Regions from separate parts of the Homo sapiens genome. Here region 1 is linked to region 2. A link is a contact called in ENCODE Hi-C or POLR2A ChIA-PET data. All regions are on one chromosome and are shown on one strand. The core of a region is the stretch at or near the end of the contact, and the rest is flanking DNA. Distances in the headings are between cores, read along the strand shown. Region 1 overlaps FGF9 (fibroblast growth factor 9). Region 2 has its middle 33 kb from the start of MICU2.

Region 1 (2,700 bases), core at 195-2,694, 46 kb after region 2:
CATTTTTGCTGAATGTATAAGTATGAATAATATATACTAACTTGGGTTTTCAACTTTCAAACTTGTAATGAAATTAATCTGTAGCGTTTCTTTCTCTCTTTCTTTTCTTTTCTTTCTTTTTTTTTTTTTTGAGATAGGGTATTGCTGTTGCCCAGGCTAGAGTGCAGTGGTGTAATCATTGCTCACTGCAGCCTGGAACTCATGGGCTCAGAAGATCCTCCTGCCTCAGCCTCCTGTGTAGCTGGGACTATGGGTGTGCATCACCACACGTAGTTAACGAAAATTTTTTTTTTTTGTAGAGACAAGGTCACGCTATGTTGCTCAGGCTGGTCTTGAACTCCTGGCCTCAAGTGATCCTCTTGCCTTGGTCTCCCAAAGTAACTTATCGTTGCAATTACTGGTGGTCAAATGAGAATTTAATCCATGTTTTCTGAAATATGAGAACTTTAGTTTACAAAAAGTTGAAAATGAAAAGAAGCTTAGAATGAGGAAAGATTTGGAGTTCTCAATACACAGAAATGAAGGGCAAAACTTTTTCTAGATATAATTTTCTACCATTAGGCTTGTAAAAATATGTATATATAGATACACACATACATATATATAAAATGCTAAAATGTATTTGTAAGTATAGGATTGACTTTAGCTTTTTAAACACAGTGGATGGTTTAGGCAAAATTATTAACTCCCTACACAATTTTTGTGAATACCTTTAAGTGTGAAAAAAGATAAGATACAAGATAAAGGAAACTTACATTAAAAAAATAGAAAATGATCTTTTTTGTCACAACTTCAGTTTTTTTTTTTTTTTTTGCTTTTAGGTATGTAATGTGGGTTTGAGTGGGTCACAGTTGAACTCAATAAAATGCTTTTTTTGTGTGTGTAGAAGAGAAGTTCTGACTTTTAGTGTGTAGATGGAACTTTATCACAGTGGCCTCCAAATTTTTTGATCACGTATCCCCACCAAAAAAATTTTTTTTGAATATGCATCTCAACATATGCATTTCAAATAAATATACTTAATTTGAGTATGCATCTCAAATATTAAATTATTTTAAAATTGTTTATCTCAAAGTATAGTTTATATATGTTATTTTATAAGAGATACAGCAAAGTAAACAATTTTAAAGAATAGAATGAATGAGGAAACCTAAATAGGGCCCTACTATTTGTTCCCCACTCCAAGGATCACCTTGCACACCCCTCTGAATTTTTCCCAGTTGAGAGCTGACCAGTCTTTCAGATGAAATCACCAGCATGATTCAGACTCCTGTGGTTTATTGGTTGACAAGGAGAGCATGTCTAATTTTGTGTTCAGCAAAGCTGCTGGTAGGATTGTTGCCCAGGCTGTCTCATCTCTCCTTCTGGATGATTTAAATGGTTTCTTACTCATGCCTTCCTGCCTGGCACACCCCAGTTCCTAGCACAGTGCCTGGGGCAGCATGAGAGGGACATTGAGTGTAGACCCACGGAGTGCCAGTGACAATACTGTGGGACACGGCAGCCAGGTAGACAGCTGGAGAGCACCATCTTTCCCCTTTTCTGGGAAGCCCAGCTGTCTTCTTAGGTTTTCTGTGACTCCTGGCTGCCTCACCTTGGGCTTTTTGAGCACACACACAGTGCGTGGGCAGGAATAGACTTGTCACCACTGCCATACAGCTGCACATCTTGCCGACAGTCCAGTCATGGAGTCCCAGTCAGGCAAAGGGCAATGAAAGAAAGGGTAAAATGGCTCTTCTTCCGTGTGTGCTTGAGAAGCACACATCTTCTCTCGTGAAGAGTGCCCAGGCTTGGAAACTGCTCCAAGGAAGGGTGGCTGTGAGAGACACTTTTCCGTATTATGCTTTCCTTGCGGAAACGTCTTCAGCTGCTTCCTTGCCTTCCTAGTCTTCTGTCTCCAATCCATTCTCCACACTGATGGCAGAAGTACCTTCAAAACCCAGACAGGAGTGTCACTTGTGCACAGAGATCCCTTCAAATTCTTGCTTTTGAAGGATACAGCCCACGTTCTTTAATGTGGCACCCAATGCTTAGGATGAACCGCTGCCTGGATCTGCTTTGCCAGGAGCACCCTGTGTGCCTCTTTGCCTATGCAACTCGAGTCTGTCTATTTGCTGTTTTCCAAACACATCATGCAGTCTGATTTATACTTGTGGCCAAGTGAATTTCTCTCTCAGATGCCTTTCTCTTGCCTTCTCCACCTGAAGAAGCAGGACTCTTTATTTAAATTCAATGGAAATATTACTTCTTCTGCAAAACCTTCATTACACCCCCAGTTCTAATCCTATTTATTCTAGTTAGCATTTCTTATGTTTTCCTTTGGGCCCTAGGAATACTTTGTTCCCATTATTACATAAGTCACAGTACAGTTTACAGTGTGGTCAATTGTATTTCTCTGTTCCCTAATGTATCTAAAGGGCATGGACCACATTCTTTTTTTTTTTGGTTTCCTAACACACAGCTATGGCTCTTGTACATAGTAGGTGCTCGATGAACGCTCATTGGGTTGAACTGATTTAAAAATTATGATTATTTTTGTCCCGCATTGGATGCATAGATGTGGCCTCACAGTATCTCGCTTGTATGGCTGCTGTGTACTTAGGTCTCCAGTTGAAGGAGGAATCACCATCTTCCATTTCTATGCATAATTGGCCTGTGTGTGCCTGTGTTGTCTCTGGTGTGTGTGGCCTGAGGGGGAAT
Region 2 (2,700 bases), core at 106-2,605:
AGTCCTGTTCTAGCTCTCCTGTGACAGCAACAGCAGCTCTGGGGTTTGATGACATCCACGGTTAGGCAGCAATATCCGCCATGCCCCATGGGAAAGTCTCAACTCTCATTGTGGAAGTAGCATAGAGATCGCTGAAGTGTGGACTCATCATTTCCAGTGGTTTCTTAATTGTGGGATAGAGAGAAGACCAACAGCTTTGATAGCAGAGGAGCAGGGAGAAGAGAGGGAAACTAATATTTATAGGGCACCTGCTCAGGGCCAGCGACATGCTAGGGTCAATTATTGAATCTAGATATAATCTCCATTTTATGGATTGAAGAATTCCATTTTATGGATTGAAGAATTCCATTTCTGAGAGGTCAGGTAACTTGTCCGAGGTTACCCAATTTACTTGGGCAGACCTGAGATTCAAGTCCATGTGGCCAGCTTTGGGCCTGATTGTGCTAGGACCCTCACAGTTCTGCTGAGCCTGCCCGGCTGCATTTCCCAAGCTCCAGGTCAGGTGGCTTCTGCATTGGCTGGGTTAATAGGAGACACTGGTTGGAGCTTGGCAGGAAGGGAGAAGCCAGTGAATCTCTCCCTTTCATTCTCTCTCTTCCATGGCTTTGCTAGGCCCATCGGGGTCCTGCTGCACCAGGTGACTGTGAAGGCCACTCACCCCTCTCGCGCTTTCTTCAGGTTGGTGGCAGTTTCCTGGTGTTGCTAATCCCTGAATTGCTTTGCTCAGCTCTTCCATCCCCTCTGTAGCCAAGCTGTTTATTAAATTCTCCAAGAGGCTTCTGGTTCCCTAGCTGGACCCTGACCTCTATTCCAAGTTTACTTAACTCTAAAGGTGGTATTTTAAAAGAAATCATCTGGCTTAAGTCCAAGGGCTGCCATTTATTACTTCAATTCTTTTTCTTTAAAATTGAGCTACATTTTTTGCTTTCTTTTCCCCCCAGGATTGTCTGAGGTGCAAATGAGATAATGTAGGGGAAATCTTCGCAGTAAAGTGACGTGTTATTGTATGTTTCTTTCCATGAAACTAATAACATATACACAAAGCCCTGGACTTTGGCCAAGACTTTCTGTCTATAGTCTTCTGCCAGGTGGGGTGGGGGTGGAGTTGAAGATGACTGCCACCTGAGTCTCCCCCATAGGGATTTCAGTTGTCTTGGACGTGGTGTGGCCGACCCACATTTTCAGAAGTCTCCAGGTGTTCCTTATTTGCAGTCGGAGTGTGAATCAAGCACTGCTTTACCTCAGTGGTTTTCAAAGTGTGCTCTGCAGACCAACAGCATCACCTGGAAACTTGGTAGAGATGCATATTCTGGGCTTCACGCCAGAGCCACTGACTCACAGCCTCTGGGGTGGAGCCCAGCACCCTGCATTTAACAAACCCTCCAAGGGAGCCTGATCCCACTGAAGTGTGGGTGCGGCAGAGTGAGGTGGATGTGTCATACTTCAGCCTCGGAAGTTCGGCCGCCACGGCCTTTCCGTCCTCTCTCCCCTGCAGTCCCCGGTTTGCAAAGCGGAGCTTCCGGGCACCTCAGCCACAGTTCCTCTTTGCATTGCCGCTCCCTTGTGCGCGTTACTACCTATGTGGCTGTCTTGGCTGCTGCTTTCAGCAAACCAAATTTGGATGTGGAAATGGGATTTATTTGTGCAACACCTAGTTATTAAGCACCCACTGTATACTAGAAACCATGAAAGGCCCTGACGGTGTGAAGTCAAAGGAGGTAAGGGTCTCTGCCTTTCCAGTGCTTGTCATCTGAGGAGAGACAGAAAAAGCTCAGCAATTTTGGAAAACCATAATAAATGCTATGAAACACTGCTTGCTCTAGCTTGTTCTCGAAACATAAGAACAGCACAATTATTGCTCTTAGGACAATGACTGCAAGATTTATTGATAACAGGTTTTCTTTTTCAAATAATGAAGATAAAATTAACGTACAATACAGAGAAAGACCAGTTCATCAGACATGTAGTAACAAGGGTCAGTATGTCCCCAGAGGGGCAGAACCTGAAGTGAGACCCTTAAGAGTCACAGCCCTAGCCAGGCTGGCCCCAGGCATTGAGGGAAGTTCCAGCAAAGGAGGCACTATGTATATGGGCCCTTGGCGAGGTCATGGGGTTATGGTAACTCACAGGTGCGTCAGCTGAGTTAACCCAAGAACTAGAATTTGGGAGGCAAGGCCTCTGATTGCAGAGCAAATGAAACTACGAATCCCTTGCTTAGTAGCACAACTATTCACTTGAGCAATAATTAGGAAGGCGAGTTCCTTTAAAAATGAACATATGATTTGGGACATGGTCTGAATTGGAGAAAGCTAGCAATTTTGAAGTGGTAGTGTTGGTTCTCTCCACAAGAGGGCGCCTCTATTCTTTGTTTTTATTTTCTATCTGGAAGCAACAATTTATGTTTATTACTGGCACAGAATAAACAGAAGAGTGACTTATGTTTTGCTGTTTGCAGAGCTGACTTCATGTAAAATTTGGACAGTTTTATTACATTCCAAACAGTTACAGTTTTTTTCCGTCAGGACTTTGGGATATGTGGTTAGCACTGTTTCTTTTTAACAGTATCCTTATAATACATGAGCTCTATGCTATTTAGATTATCTGTAAAAATATCTCGTTCATTAGTGCCCATGAAAAAGATGTCAGTAAAATAGCCCCCTCCAAAATATGCTTCTGCATATTTGAAAGAATATTTACATA

Evidence for each region. A loop is a pair of places that touch in the nucleus more often than their neighbours do. ChIA-PET counts read pairs that join two places held with the same protein, here RNA polymerase II (POLR2A). Pooled maps may share reads with other maps.
Region 1: a loop to region 2 is called in a map of mammary epithelial cell, with 6 times the contacts of the local background. The contact joins two enhancer-like sites. A Hi-C loop is called at or near these places in 17 of 168 maps with a recorded cell type or tissue (B cell, CD4-positive, alpha-beta T cell, CD4-positive, alpha-beta memory T cell and 12 more), 12 of 37 single-sample maps with no recorded cell type and 17 of 50 pooled maps. POLR2A ChIA-PET finds 5 or more read pairs at or near these places in 11 of 52 experiments (CD4-positive, alpha-beta T cell, CD4-positive, alpha-beta memory T cell, Caco-2 and 8 more).

What each region holds. Positions count from the first base shown.
Region 1 is chr13:21,681,899-21,684,598 of GRCh38, forward strand. The region is part of intron 2 of FGF9 (fibroblast growth factor 9); the gene reads left to right. Among named protein-coding and RNA genes, the nearest start is that of FGF9, 12 kb to the left of the region's middle. Within about 2 kb of position 1,445, at least 3 of the 41 ENCODE cell types and tissues checked have a DNase peak (open chromatin) inside an H3K27ac peak, as active enhancers do.
Region 2 is chr13:21,636,081-21,638,780 of GRCh38, forward strand. No RefSeq gene overlaps it. Among named protein-coding and RNA genes, the nearest start is that of MICU2, 33 kb to the left of the region's middle. Within about 2 kb of position 1,356, at least 3 of the 41 ENCODE cell types and tissues checked have a DNase peak (open chromatin) inside an H3K27ac peak, as active enhancers do.